2 separate regions of the Homo sapiens genome follow, and region 2 is linked to region 1. The links are chromatin contacts, found by Hi-C in ENCODE. All regions are on one chromosome and are shown on one strand. Each heading gives the region's core, a stretch centred on a gene start or an enhancer-like site at or near the end of the contact. The rest is flanking DNA. Distances are from core to core; before and after follow the strand shown.

Evidence for each region. Hi-C counts contacts between places; a loop is a spot of excess contacts on that map. Pooled maps may share reads with other maps.
Region 2: a loop to region 1 is called in a pooled map, with 2.8 times the contacts of the local background. The contact joins two enhancer-like sites. A Hi-C loop is called at or near these places in 2 of 50 pooled maps.

Annotation. Positions count from the first base shown.
Region 1 is chr1:15,882,646-15,890,131 of GRCh38, forward strand. The region is part of intron 3 of SPEN (spen family transcriptional repressor); the gene reads left to right. Among named protein-coding and RNA genes, the nearest start is that of SPEN-AS1, 38 kb to the left of the region's middle. Within about 2 kb of position 3,711, at least 38 of the 41 ENCODE cell types and tissues checked have a DNase peak (open chromatin) inside an H3K27ac peak, as active enhancers do.
Region 2 is chr1:16,202,020-16,209,505 of GRCh38, forward strand. It overlaps ARHGEF19 (Rho guanine nucleotide exchange factor 19), which reads right to left. Exons shown (of 16, transcript NM_153213.5): 2 at 6,624-7,064; 3 at 5,925-6,206; 4 at 5,656-5,758; 5 at 5,503-5,579; 6 at 4,929-5,191; 7 at 4,161-4,321; 8 at 3,912-4,064; 9 at 3,519-3,648; 10 at 3,332-3,406; 11 at 3,068-3,157; 12 at 2,740-2,900; 13 at 397-555. The coding sequence starts at 7,035. Among named protein-coding and RNA genes, the nearest start is that of ARHGEF19, 6.9 kb to the right of the region's middle. RefSeq lists silencers at 4,507-4,576, 4,777-5,226 and enhancers at 5,273-6,246, 6,247-7,219. Within about 2 kb of position 4,637, at least 39 of the 41 ENCODE cell types and tissues checked have a DNase peak (open chromatin) inside an H3K27ac peak, as active enhancers do.

The sequences.
Region 1 (7,486 bases), core at 2,461-4,960:
CAAGACTCCATTTCAAAAAAAGAAAATTCTTATTTGCCATGAGCCGAGGAATGCACAGGTACTAACTAGATGGTGTGGACAGCTGACGCAAACTGGGCATATACAATGGGACACACCTGTACTAGGATGAAAGGCACAGCCTAGAGGGCTGGCAGGTGTTGGGTAATGCTCAAGTTTCAGAGTGATGGCAGAAGAGTAGGTTGGTAGGCCCTCATGGCTCTGCTTGGCAGCATCACAGGCCACAGCCCCCCTGGGGCTCTTGGTTCCCCCAGGGTCCAACCAAGTCTGAGTCATGGGGCTAGGATGAAGTTTCCCTTCCCTCCTCAGCAGGAAACCCCCTTCTTCCCAGAAGAGAGAGGGGAAAGGAGGCAATGGGTGACAGGGTCACTGCACCCACCAGAGATTGGAATTTTAGAGCAAGCTTTCTTCTTAAATAGATTTTAAAAATTAGAATGAGCTGATTTTTAAAAAATGTATTTCTCACATTTTCATTATATAGTTGTTACATTATTAAAATTTACTTTGCATTGTCATAAGCTAGAAGATATAAGGGAGAAGCTTGGGAACAGGAATGGGGGAAAGAAAGACACACACACAGTTCCTGGGCGGGGAAGCAGACATGTGAAACCCTTTGTGGTGTTTGCTTAAAGTAACAAGGAAAGCATATAGAAGAACTTCAAGTAACCAAACTTTTCAGCTCTTCTGCCATGTTAAGATATGGAAAGTCTTATGTCTCTCTCTTCTCCAGTGTGTTAGCTTTGCATTAGAACGATGTACTTTTTTTCTTTTTTTTTGAGACAGAGTCTTGTGTTGTTGCCCAGGCTAGAGTGCAGTGGTGTGATCTCGCCTCACTGCAACCTCCACCTCCCGGGTGGAGCAACTCTCACGCCTCAGCCTCCTGAGTAGCTGGGACTATAGGCATGCGCCACCACATCTGGCTAATTTTTTGGCTAAATGGATTACATGTGTGAGCCACTGTGCCCGGCCTAAAACAATTTACTTTTTAATTGAAAGGGAAATGAAAGTATTTCTTATTACTGATGGTATTCTTTGCACAACCTGTCTGTATATTTTTTTTTAATTACATATGCTGAGTAAAGTATATCAAAAGTTATCTATAACCCTATTACTTTTTTTCCTAATGTTAGACAATTTAAGATTCTTTTTTTTTTTTTTTTTTTTGAGACAGAGTCTTGTTCTGTCGCCCAGGCTGGAGTGCAGTGGTGTGATCTCGACTCACTGCAAGCTCCGCCTCCTGGGTTCACGCCATTTTCTTGCCTCAGCCTCCCGAGTAGCTGGGCCTACAGGCGCCCGCCACCCCGCCCGGATAATTTTTTGTATTTTTAGTAGAGATGGGGGTTTCATCATGTTAGCCAGGATGGTCTCGATCTCCTGACCTTGTGATCTGCCCGCTTTGGCCTCCCAAAGTGCTGGGATTACAGGCATGAGCCACAGCGCTCGGCTTGTTTTATGGGTTAACAGTAATTAGAATATTTAATGAATTCTGGATTTTAACAACAGATATAAGGTAATAAAAAGGAATATGACCCTTTTAACTTAAAAAAGCATGAAAGTCTGCAGTCTAATAAGAAGCATTTTTTTTCTGTAAAGACCAAATCTGCAAATCATGAACAATTTAGATATTATAGTTTCTTTCCTAGAGGGGGAATTTTACTCACATATCCTTTTGTCTTTTCTTGAGGAGATTTTGCAGTTAACTTATTTTAGTTAGGAGAAATTATTTTCTTCCAAGTTCAAGTAGAAAATTTTTCAAAAATGCTGTCATTTTTGTAGTCTTGTGAAAGAATGTGGATGAGGCTATAAAGGTGAGGAAAACCATTAAGAATGGTGGCATTGTATGTATCAAAGTGACAATGTACCTTCCATTTCTCTCTCTCTTTTTTTAAAAACAGGTATGTGCATTCAGGTGTCAATTGGGAGAAGGAATGCTAATTTTATTACCTGGCTGTACAGTTTCTTATGATACGTGGCATGTGCTGGGAACTGCCAGACATAGCAGCAGTTTTAAAATATATATGAAGTAAAAGTCAATTCCTTTCCTTTTCCTTTTCCTTTTGTTTTTCTTTTTCTTTCTTTTTTTTTTTTAAAGGCAGAGTCTTACTTCGTCACCGGGCTAGAGTGCAGTGGTGCAATCTAAACTGACTGCAACCTCTGCCTCCCAGGTTCAAGCGATTCTCCTGCCTTAGCCTCCCTAGTAGGTGGATTACAGGTTGTGCCACCAGCTAATTTTTGTATTTTTTAATAAAGATGGGTTTTCGCCATGTTGACCACCCAGGCTAGTTTCAAATTCCTGGCCTCAAGTGATCCACCTGCCTCCGCCTCCCAAAGTGCTGGGATTTCAGGCATGAGCCACTGAGCCTGGCCTAAAAGTCAGTGTTTTAAAGTATTAAACAAATTAATAATTAGTGATCATTTTTCGGTGATGATCATAGAAACAAATTTGTCTGATTTATTATCCAAAGTTACCTATAATAATGAATAGGCAAATAATTTCTGGATTCAGTGGTAGATATAATTTTGTTTTGTAGCTTTGTGATTCTTTATTTTTTTTTTGAGATGGAGTCTCGCTCTGTTGCCCAGGCATGAGCCACCACGCCCAGCCCATTCTTTGATTTTAATTAGTTTGTTCTGCTTCGTTATTACTTTTTTAGATCGTCTAGAGGTTTCAAAAGGGAGAATTTCTTGCTGAAAATTAGTGTTATGATTAAAACATATTCATTGCTTTGGACCTTTCCAACTGTTACATGAAGTTTCTTTTTAAGCATACAAGAGGAAGTGTACGTGGAGTTTCTATCTTGACGTTTATAATTATTCTTTGTGATGGACTCCTGTAAGAGCCAATTAATGGTTTTATTGACTGTGTATGATTAAGTATGCTCTTTCCTTAAAATATGTGTATCTAAATTCTTTAAAAAGTTACCTACTTGGAAGGGTTAGGGAAGAAAAAGAACAGCAGGCATATTAGTGTCTGTAATACTTGAGAAACATTAGGTCGTGCCTCATTTTGAGCGGCTCTCTTAAATACTTTACAAAAGAATAAGCATTTGCTTGTTCCCTGCTTAATGCTATTTTGGTACTGTTTAGCAGCATGGAATAAATGTTCAGCAGTGTGTGCTTTGGACAAGAAATACACCAAAAAAACCCTTTTTTTCCCATCAGTGGCAGACAAACTGCAGAGGTCACTGAAGAGCCCACAGTTTGGAAACACATTATTTTTTTTGGCTCCTGTATTGCTTGCATCGTTTGTTATTGTGCAATAAGCAACACACAACCTTCTGTTTTAGGGGGTCATATTAGCCAACCAAGCCTTTTTTGTGCTAAATATGGAAATGGAAGAGTACTTACTTAATTGTTCTGGTAGGCATAGCTCTCATAATGGATACCTGTAAATAGGTCTGTTTCCTTTCTGGATTTCCTTTTTTGGTCAAATACAGCATTTTAGTAAAGTTTTGTTTTTTTGTTTTTGTTTTAGATGTGTAGGTGTTGTCAGCTGCAGGGTCTTGTACAGAATAGGCATTCCATTTTGGAAACAAGTACTGGGCTGACCCATATTGCTGAAGTGGGAACCTTGCTTTTAGTTAGGATGCTCGACTGCAGAGGAATGAGAACCAGGTAGCCTTAGCTCTGGAAGCAGATGAGAAGCGCTCATCTGGGCAGCCCCTGCGTCTGAATATTGTGGGGGAAAATAGGAACTGTTGTTTGTGACTCGAACCAGCCTAAACTGGAACCATCCAGTTTGAGTTGGCTGCTTGCCACCTCCCGGAGGCTTCCTTGTTTTGCCAGAGTTTCTCCACAGCCCTCAGTCCAGGGGCGGGGCGCAGGGACCCGGCTGCTGCGTGGTGACTGGGCCAGGCGGTGGGAGGGGCAGGACGGCTGTGCCTTAGTGTTCCTGGAGAGGAGGATTTCAGATCTAGCCAGGGTGAACGCCCGACTGCAAGCTGGTACAAACTCTATTTTTAATACATCTTTCTGTTATTAACCCTTGCTTTAATGGTAACTTTTAGTCTTCTACCTTTTAGAAGCTACGGCTTCTGTAAAACTGCTTCTGCACTGCCAGTGCTTGGCCACATCACAACATGGTCAGCATTTGGTGACAAGGAGTTTATTACCAAAGTCCCCAGGAGCGTTGCTTTTAGTTAGGTTAGTCCATTTGAAATAAAGAACTGTCCCTCTCACCCCTTCTCATTCTTACCAATTAGGTTGTACTGAGGTTTTTTATTTTGGTTTCTTAGGTGGAAGGAATTAAAATAGGTTTTGGTGGCAAAGTTGTGACATGACATGATGTCTTGTGGGTTTTAATTTACTCTGGATGATTGATTGGTTGATTTTTGAGATAGGTTCTTGCTCTGTCGCCCAGGCTGGAGTGCAGTGGTAATTTGCACATTTGCAGCCTTGACTTCCTGGGCTCAAGCTATCATTGCACCTGAGCCTCCCAAGTAGCTGGGATTACAGCCACACACCACCACGCTGGGCTAATTTTTGTATTTTTTGTAGAGATGGAGTCTCACTGTGTTGTCCAGGCTGGTCTTGAACTCCTAGGCTCAAGCTATCCGCTTGCCTTTGCCTCCCAAAGTGCTGGGATTACAGGTGTGAGCTGTGCCTGGCCTGAATTTTTTTTTTTTTTTTTTTTTTGAGACGGAGTCTTGCTCTGTCACCCAGGCTGGAGTGCAGTGGCACGATCTCAGCTCACTGCAAGCTCCGCCTCCCGGGTTCACGCCATTGTCCTGCCTCAGTCTCCCGAGTAGCTTGGGACCACAAGCGCCCGCCACCACGCCCAGCTAATTTTTTGTATTTTTAGTAGAGACTGGGTTTCACCATGTTAGCCAGGATGGTCTCGATCTTCTGGTCTTGATCTCCTGACCTCATGATCTGCCTGCCTCAGCCTCCCAAAGTGCTGGGATTACAGGCGTGAGCCACTGTGCCTGGCCGAAAAAAATTTTTAATGTTGCTAAAAATCAGAAAGTCAAGCCTGGTCTGATGGTATGTTCCTGTAGCTTCTCTGGAAGTTGATGTGGGAGGCCTGGTGTTTGAGACATAGCAAGACCTCATCTCTTAAAAAAAAAAAAACAAGTCCTTCAGGTACGGTGGCTCACACCTGTAATCCCAGCAGTTTGGGAGGCTGAGGCGGGTGGATCACTTGAGGTCAGGAGTTCGAGACCAACCTGGCCAACATGGTGAAACCAGTCTCTACGAAAAAAATACAAAAATTAACTGGGCATGGTGGTATGGTGGACGCCTATAATCCCAGCTGCTCGGGAGGCGGAGGCAGGAGAATCGCTTGAGCCCTGGAGGCAGAGGTTGCAGTGAGCCAAGATTGCACCACTGCACTCCAGCTTGGGTGACCGAGGGACACTCCGTCTCAATAAAAACCCCAAAATTAAAAATAATAACAAGTAATTACGCAGATTAAAGTTTTAAATAACAAATTTTATTTTATTTTATTTATTTGTCTTTTTTTTTGAGACGGGGTCTCACTCTGTCACCCAGGCTGGAGTGCAGTGGTGCTGTCTCAGCTCACTGCAACCTCCACCTCCTGGGTTCAAGCGATTCTCTTGTCTCAGCCTCCTGAAAACAACAAATTTAAAAATAAAAACTGCCATGTCAAATTGTATTTGTTTGACTTGGAAGCAAACTATGTAAACTCTTTTTTTTTTTTAATTTTATTATTTTTTTTGAGGCAAGAGTCTTGCTCTGTTGCCCAGGCGGAAGTGCAGTAGCATGATCTCGGTTCACTGCAGCCTCCACCTCCCAGGTTCAAGTGGTTCTCCTGCCTTAGCCTCCCTAGTAGCTGGGATTACAGGCACACGTCACCACGCCTGGCTAATTTTTGTATTTTTAGTAGAGACAGGGTTTCGCCATATTGGTCAGGCTGGTCTCGAACTCCTGACCTCAGGTGATCCGCCCAGCTTTGCCTCCCAAAGTGCTGGGATTATAGGCATGAGCTACCACACCCAGCCAAAGTATGTAAACTCTTTTTTTTTTTGAGACAGTGTTTTGCTCTTGCTGCCCAGGCTGGAGTACAATGGCGCGATCTCGGCTCACCGCGACCTCCACCTTCTGGGTTCAAGTGATTCTCCTGCCTCAGTCTTCGGAATAGCTGGATTACAGACATGCGCCACCATGCCCAGCTAATTTTGTATTTTTAGTAGAGACAGGGTTTTGCCATGTTGGTTGGCTGGTCTTGAACTCCTGACCTTAGGTGATCCACCTGCCTCGGCCTCCCAAAGTGCTGGGATTACAGGCATGAACCACTGCGCCCGGCCAATCATTTTTACTTATGGTAAAACTTTACTCATTGCAGTTTAGGTGATCTTGTTCTTTCCTTATATCTCTTTTGGGGTGTTTGTACTTGGAAGTTCTCTATGGTCATTCTTAGAAGCCAAGGCACAAATTTACCTTGCCCCAAACAAGGAATCATGCGTGTCCAGAAATTAAGGAAAATGTAGGAATTCTCATTTTAAAATAAACATTAGCATTTTCTTTCTTTCTTTTCTTTTCTTTTTTTTTTTTTTTTGAGACGGGGTTTTTTGCTTTTATCACGCAGGCTGGAGTGCAATGGCTTGATTTCGCCTTGCTGCAACCTCCGCCTCCCAGGTTCAAGCAGTTCTCCTGCCTCAGCCTCCTGAGTAGCTGGGATTGCAGGCATGTGCCACCACGCCCAACTAATTTTAGTATTTTTAGTAGAGATGGGGTTTCACCATGTTGGTCAGACCGGTGTCAAACTCCTGACCTCCAGTGATCTGCCCACCTCAACCTCCCAAAGTGCTGGGATTACAGGCATGAGCCACCGTGCCTGGCCAACATTAGCATTTCCTGGAGTTCAGAATTAGCTGAGGTTTTATTCTTTATACAAGCACCCCTCTATCAATCTGTGTCTTAGAGTACAAACTGAATTGGCTTCAAAGGGTAGTCTTGCTGTCCATTCCTGTGTGAGAAAATGGAAAGAGCACTCTCTGGTCATTTACTTACTTATTAGTTATTCATTAAGTTATATGCTACTGGAGTTTACTGGTGCTAGAAATTATGATATCTCTATAGAACACCTTTTTTTTTTCCCCATTATTTGAGATGGAGTCTCACTCTGTTGCCCAGGCTGAAGAGCAATGGCGCCATCTTGGCTCACTACAATCTCCATCTCCCGGGTTCAAGTGATTCTTCTGCCTCAGTTTCCCAAGTAGCTGGGATTACACGTGCCTGCCACCATGCCCAGCTAATTTCTGTATTTTTCAGTAGAGTTGGGGTTTCACCATGCTGGCCAGGCTGGTCTCGAACTCCCAACCTCAGGTGATCCACCCGCCTCGGCCTCCCAAAGTGCTGGGATTACAGGCATGAGCCACCGCACCCGGCCTATAGAACATCTTTCCAAATCCACTTTGTACTATAAATAAACTTCCTATGTCCAGGTAGACAAAACAGTAAGTGAAATAGCTTTAAAAATGTCTTTGCAGAGTTCGTTTCTAAGAAT
Region 2 (7,486 bases), core at 3,387-5,886, 320 kb after region 1:
CAACCCGGTTCCCAAGCCTGTGCCCCACCCAGCTCTGAGCATAACAGGCCCAGAACCCCCTGGATGCCAGCCCTACCCCCATCCTGCCTAATGCCACAGTCCTGAAGCCAGAGATAGCAGGGTGTGGAGGTTTACATCCAAGAGATGCCCAGAGGCTGAGGAGGAGGTGGCAGCCCCCTGACACCACCTGTGGGGCAGGCACCCCTACTCTGGCCTCCAGCCCTGCCCTCTGCCCCTGTGTCCTGCCCAAGTCAGGGAAGAGTTGAGCACTTGGGGAGGAACAAGGCCAGGATGTCCCAGGGGTGCCCGCCATGGGGACGGGGTGCCCATCATGGGGACGGGGTGCCTGTCATGGGGAGGGGGAGCCTCCTCTCTCCCATATCCAGGCCCACTCACTCCGTCCGGGCCCGCAGCAGGAACTGGTGCTTCATGTGCTGCCCGTGGAGGAGCTGGAGGAGGAACACGTGGCCGGGGATGCCCTGCAGCTTCAGGCTCAGGTCCCGCACCTGCAGCTCAGCCATCTTGGCATGGACGAAAACGGCAAACTTCCCTAGCCTGGAGGACCGGGGGAGGGGAGGTCAGCCTGGCCTGGGCCCTGGCTCTAGGCACCCACCCTCGGGATCAGGTGGGTTCTGACTGGAAGTGGGGAGAAGGGGTTGCCTGCCCTGCCAGCGTTCTCACAGGGTCCTGCTTCTGGATAGGGCACTGCTAGTCCCCACAAGGAACCAAGAGCTCCTTCCCCGCTGGCTTGCTGGTGGAGGCTGGAGGTGATGGAGACCAGTCCCTGAGCCCCAAGCACACTTTTGACCTTTCTCTCTCTCTTTTTTTTGTTTTTTTATTTGTTAGTTTTTTGGCTTTTTGTTTTGTTTTGTTTTAAGACAGAGTCTCGCTCTGTCTCCCAGGCTGGAGTGCAGTGGCATGATCTCGGCTCACCACAACCTCCGCCTTCCAGGTTCAAGCGATTCATGACCTCTCTCTGAACCTCTCTGCCAAGCGTCTGTTCCAAAGAGCCAACTGGACAGCTCCCCTGAGGAGTGTCTAACTCTCTTCCAGTATATAAGCCCCACGAAGGCTGAGCCTCGTCTCTTTGCCACTGTATCTCAGTGTCTGATGATACTGCCTGACCCACAATTTGGGCTCAGTAAGTACTTGTAGGCAGGATGGGTGGAGGGTGTTCCACAGACGTCAACTCATTCAACAAAACTCGGCATCAGAAAAAACTCAGCTTCTCCCACTCCAAGCCAGATCCCCTTTACTGTTCTCCATTCCAGTGAAAGACCCCACCAGTTTGCCCAAGAGGAAACTCAGACGTCATGCTCACCTCTTCCCTTTCCATCCCCCCTACACCCATCTGGTAGCTATGTCCTGTCTTTCCTCCTTATTGTCCCTTGAATCCACTTATCCTGAAGTACCCTGCCACTTCTGGAGCATCTACCCTCTCCTGAGCAACTGCAAGACCCTCTGGCCTCTCCCCTTCCAGTTCATCCTCCAAATTGGCCAGGAGCAAAATATCATCCCTCTGCTTAACTCTCCACGCTCCCTGCTGCCTCAGAAAAAGTCCAACCTCTCTATCATGACCTTCAACATCCCAACTTCCCTCTGCTGCCTTTCTCCTTTACAAATCCAGCCACATTAGGCTTCATGATTCCCAAACACACATTCCGCTCTTCTACCCTACCATGACTCTGCTGTACTCCTGCACTCAAACTACCTGTCTACCTGGAAAACTCCTACTCATCCTTCAAAACCCAGCTCAAATGTCCTGTCCTCTATGAAGCTTTATTGATTCTCACTCCACACCAGGAAATACCGCAGTACACCCTTATATCAAAACCCTGATGATATGGTTGTCAGAATGTATTTTCACTGTCTGAGAGCTTCTGTGAGCAGAAAACAAGTCTCATTCATATTTATGTCCCTAGCACTGGCCTGCTACAGAACAGAGATTCAGTGACTGTTTACTAAATGAACAAACAAATCAGGAATGAATTCTTCTTATAGCATAACATGTCCATCCTTTTTTGTTTTAAGAGATGGGGTCTCACTATGTTGCCCAGGCTAGTCTTGAACTCCTAGACTCAAGTGATCCTCCTACCTTGGCCTCCCAAAGTGCTGGGATTACAGGTGTGAGCCACCGTGCCCAGCCCACATGTCCATCCTTTATCCCATTCACCTTATCCAGGTAGTCTTCTACCTCACTCTTCCTAACAATCCCAGCTAATACTGAACAAGTGTTCACTGTGAGTCAGGCATGGTGCTGCCATCAGACAGAGCTGGCATCCTCCTGGCTCCCCCACCTACTAGCTCCATGATCTGAGAGTAACAGAGAAGCCTATTTCCCAGGGAGGTATTTGGAGGATTAAAGGGAATAATCCACGTAGCATGCCTTGCACAGAGTAGGTACTGAGTAAATGTTGGCTTCTGGCATAGCTGTGACTCAGGGCAGAGTTGGGACTCTAGGGCTATGCTCTTAGTCTCTGCTCTTACTGGCTGAAGCTCACAGCATCTCCAAGTCCTCGGCATACAGTCTAGCCCTTGATTCTCCCTTCTGGAACATGGACTTGTCTCACATCTCTGCCTTTGCTTCAGGAGCCTCCAAATCTCAGGGTGCCCTGGCAGCATACCCTGGCACAGGCAGGGACTCCCAGGCCCAGGGATGGACTGGTCATAAGCCCAGTGGTGGGGAGGAAGAGAGCCTGGCTCCACTTTACCTACCCACCCCTGACTGCCCCGACTCACTCCTTCCGCCGAGAGAGCAGCAAGCAGTCATTGAAGAGGTGGAGGTAGACTGCCTTGCTGGACAGCTTCAGCTTGGCAGGGGGTGCTGCAGGCAGTGGTGCCAGCTCTACCAACTCTCCATGCCGAACCAGCCAGCGGGCCTGAGAGATCAGCGGGAAAATCTAGAGGGATGGAGAAGGATGGGTCAGGCCCAGGGGCACCAGGCAGAGAGCACAAGATGGTAGATGGGAGGGTGTGGGCAGCGATTAACTGGCCTGAAGCCCCCAGGGCAAGGAAGAAACAAGAGCTGCCCCTTGGGGTCCCCATCCCGCTGGCTGCAGACACACACCTTGCCCTCAAAGTGGATCTTCTTGCTCAGGTGGATGAGTTCCTCTGTCCTCTTCATGGACTGTACACTAGCATTGCACTCCTGCACCAGCTGGGGGAGCCGTGGGGAGGTCACCTGCAGCCCCTCAGCTCCGGCTCCCAGAGCCCAGCCTCAGACTCTTGCCTGGGGACCGGAGACTCTGACAGCTGGGGGCTGTTTTAGAGACGTGCTGGGGGTCCAGGGGGGGCCTCAGGAGCCAAGCAGCCCCTGCCCTGCCCAGCTCACCTCCTTGAGCGCATTGAAGGCCTTGGTGGCCATGTCTTCGTCTTCAGAGCCCTGTGCTGTCCGCTTCAGGATGTTCTGGAAGGTGGGATCAGCACAATGAGGCAGTCCTCATACTCCCGAGACCCGGCCCGCCCACAGGTGTATCTCCCTCGCCCAGCCCTCACTGTGGCCTGTCCCCTCGAGGTACCTCCACCAACATCTTGAGGCGGGTGATCCTCTGGAAGGGCAGGATAAGGAAGGAGGTAAGGGGCAGACGCTGGCACACAGGAGACTCCTCCAGGCGAGCCAGGATGCCAGGGAACCTGGGGTTCTCCAGGCTGGAAAATGGGGAGGACTCTGGAATCACAGGTAGGCCTGAATTCCTGGGATCCACAACCCTGGCCATCCACGGGGTCCTCAGGGGGCTTCTCAGCACATCCTTACTGCCCTTTGGGGTTGCATCTCACCTTATCCTGGTCACAGAGACCTTTTCAGGGACCCCTCCCCTCCCAGAGTCACCTTACGTCACCCAGCCCTCAGTGCCTACACCTGCCTGAGACTCCCTCCACGCCCCCGCCCCTTTCAGAGCCCCCAGCCCTACAGCAGGCGCTGGTAGGTGCGCTCCTGGTAGGCCTGGTTGGTGACATAGGGCAGGTAGACTCTGCGGAAGGCCGGGCAGTGGTCCAGCACCACGTCGCACACGCTGAAGCGCAGCACATCTGCCTCCAGCCGCTGCTCCAGGTCCTGCAGGAACCTGAGGAGTCAGAGCCAGGATGGAGACCCCAGATCTGGGAGCTGGCCAACCACTGGCTCCGTCCCCACCCCGGGCCAGGCCAGACCACTTCTTCACCTCTCGCTGGTGCTCTTGACCTCGGGCAGTTTGGAAAACAGCCACTGCTTGTCCTGCGCCCCCAGACACTCGCTCAGCTCGGCAGAGCCTAAGAAGTGGCCCACAGCCACCGACAGGCTGTGGATGTAGGAGGCCTCGGAGGTGATCAGCTCAAACTTGGCCTGAGGGAGGGCACACACGGGGTCGAAAGGGCAGGACCAGTTCACCTCGGAGGCCCTGGCCTCACATCCCCAGACCCCAGGACGCCACACCTCGCGTCCTCGCCCCTTCTCTAGCCCCACTCCTAATCTGGCGCCGGGCGGGCCCGGCGACCCACGTCCCGCCGCGGGAAATTGTGCAAGCCTTTCCTGTCCTCGATCCCGCCCCTCTCCTAAGCCCCGCCCCGACGCGTTCTTCCCAGAGCCCCGCCCACCCCCCAGGTCCCGCCCCTGATCCTGGCCCCGCCTTGTTCCGCGCCCACCAGGCGTTTGCTCTTCCAATGGTTCCGCTCCTCATCCGGCCCTGTCCTATCCTAGGTTTCGTCCCGCTGGCTCCGCCCCCTACCCGCACCCAAGCCCGGCTCCCCTCGCCTCTCGCTCAGCGGCTTGCTGTCCTCGCTTCCAGACGGCCTCGTGTAGTCAGGTCCTAGAGCCAACCTTCCGCGCGGACAGTCGCGCCAGCAACCCCCTTTGTGTGTCCCCCTCCCTCTATGGCCCGGTTCCCGCTAAGTCCCCGGACCGCGTACTCCCCGGCCCGCCCCCGCCCCGCCGGGTCCCCGCGCGCGCCCACCTCCTGCAGCTTGCAGTCCCGCAGGCTCAGCGTGGCCAGGACGCCGCTGCCGCGTACGTCGGGGATATCCTGCCACAGCGAGAAGGTGGAGCCTCGCGCCGAGCGCTGCGCCCGGAAGGAGCTGCTGGGGGAGAGGTTGGCCCGCGGCGGCCCCGGCCCCTCCTCTGCGCCCTCGGCCTCGTCCCCCGGGCCCTCCTCCTCGCGCTGCTGCCGCCGCAGTTCGCGGGCGCTGGCCACGTCGCTGTATTCCTGATAGAGGACGGCTGGGGGAAAGACGGGCGGGGGAGAGCGTGGGGCGCCCGCCAGCCCCTGCCCGGCTTTTCCTCGGTTCCCTCAAGAGCCCGCGTCACTTAACCTTTGCCGCGGTTCGGATATCTGGACACAGTGAATTCATTCATTCATTCATTCATTCCATAAACAAATTGAGCACCTACTGAGTGCTAGATACCGACAGTTCCATTCTCCGTTTCTCACTCGATCCCTACCTCTCAACTCTCCAAACCCTCTTTTCCCCGTTTCCACACCGCAGCCCCTTCCTCCGTTACCTCCTCCCAGGGACCCCCCTCCCACGTACAGTTAAGGAGGAATCGAGACTGGCGCCGCTCGTTGGTGCTCCTGGACCCCAAAGGCGGCTCTTCCTGTGTGTCTAGCCTAGGAAAGAGAGAGCGTCACGGCCCTAGTTCGCCTGCACCCTGTCTCGGACCCAAGCCCAAACGGGAGGTGGTACCTGGGCTCGGACCAATCGCCCTCTCGTGAGTCACCAGGGGCTGGCCGCGACACCCGGTCCCCGCTCATCTCTACACTTCGAGCCTCCATTCCAGATGCTTTCCCTGGAGAGGGCGAGAACTGAGGGTGGGGGGTCCAGAGAGTGGGCCTGGGGCCTGGGCCCCGGCCCAGGCACCCTGACGGCCTCAGGCGGCCGGTGAGTGGGCATCGCCCACCCCCACCCCCACCCGGCATCTGGCTGCCCTCAGGGCCCATGGGAGGAGCTGGTACCTTCCCGGGCTGCTCCGGTGCCTGACCCAGAGATGAGTGCCCGGGCTGCTGAATTCCGCCCCAGGCGCAGAGAAGAGTGCAGCCGGGTCATCAGCTCCGATGCCGAGAAGCGCCTCCGCTCAGGACCTTCGAGGCTCACTCGGGTGGACCCAGACAACTCCACCCTGGGCTCCTCTGTGCTCAGGGCCTGCTCTTGCACTACCTGGCCAGGCTCTAGGAAGACAGCGTGGGCCTCGGGGCAGCCGGGGACCTCTTCACGCTGGTACACCCGCATCTTGCGCCCTAGGGTTGGGGGCAAGGAGTGAGAGCACGGGCTGGGGTCTCCCCCAACCTCCTCCCTGCTGCTGCCCCTGGCCCTGAGCACCTGGGGAGGTTCAGGCACCATGCCCAAGGGAAGGGCCTGTGTTTCTGCTAGCATCTGGTCCCCAGAGCCCTGGGGTCCACGAGAGGGGTAAGGAGAGCACAGGGCCTGGCTGCAGTAGACAGAGGGATCAGGCTGCCCAGAATGGTGACTCACTCACTGCATAACCTTGGACAAGTCACTTGCCTTCCCTGAGCCCCACTAGTTTCCTTATCACTAATCTACCACTTGTCCTGACTTTTGGGGGAACCTTGGGACATAAAGGTTAAGGAGCTGCCCAGCCCCTCCCCTATCCCCCTGCCATGGCACCCACACCCGCCTTCCCCAGGGTGACTCACAGGCAGACTTCTTCTCCGAGCCGTGGCTGGCCCGGCGCTGTGGCTGTGTGTGTCGGGGACTCCAGGGTCCCTCCAGAGCTGGGGGCTGGGCACCAGGACAGTGTGGCCAGCTGCCAGCCCTGCTGGGCCGCATCCCCCCGCTGGTGATCTCTGTATCTGAGCCTCCTGGGGATAATGGCCATAGCAACCCTTGGAGAGGGGCAGGGGTCCCCAGGGACCAGCGGCTGCCAGGAGCCCGAAGCTCCTCTGGGGCAACAGGGAAAAGGTCCAGACACACTGGGCTCGGGGGCTTCAGGGCGGGCAGCTCTGCAAAGGACAGACTCTCCTGCTGGCACACTGCTACAGGGTGGTGGGCAGTGCCAGGTGGCCCAGTCAGGTGGGGCTGGAGGGTAGCAGGTGGCCCACAGTCCATTCCTCTTTTGCTCTGCCACCCACCTGGCCCTGCAGAAGAGAAGATATCAGACCTAGACAGAGGACAGTGGGGCTGGCCAGTAAGCCACCACCCCTGGAGGCCTGGACAAACCCCTGTGTACACTTGTGTACACACATCTCCACAAACACACTCACATGTCTAATTATATAGAAATAGCTGATACTTGCTTGGCATTGCCTGAATGATAGGCCAAGTACTTTACACATACTATCTCATTTAATCCTCACAACAACGCTGTGAGTTGATGCTCTTATTATCCCCATTTTATAGGTGAGGAAACTGAGGCACAGAGAGGTTATTTGGTAAATGGTGGAGCCAGGATTCTAACCTGGCCGTTCTAGCTTTGAAATCGATGATTTTAACCACCTTGTACTTCTCTAAAACACACTGACATGTCACCAGACATGCAAATACATACATTGTCACACAA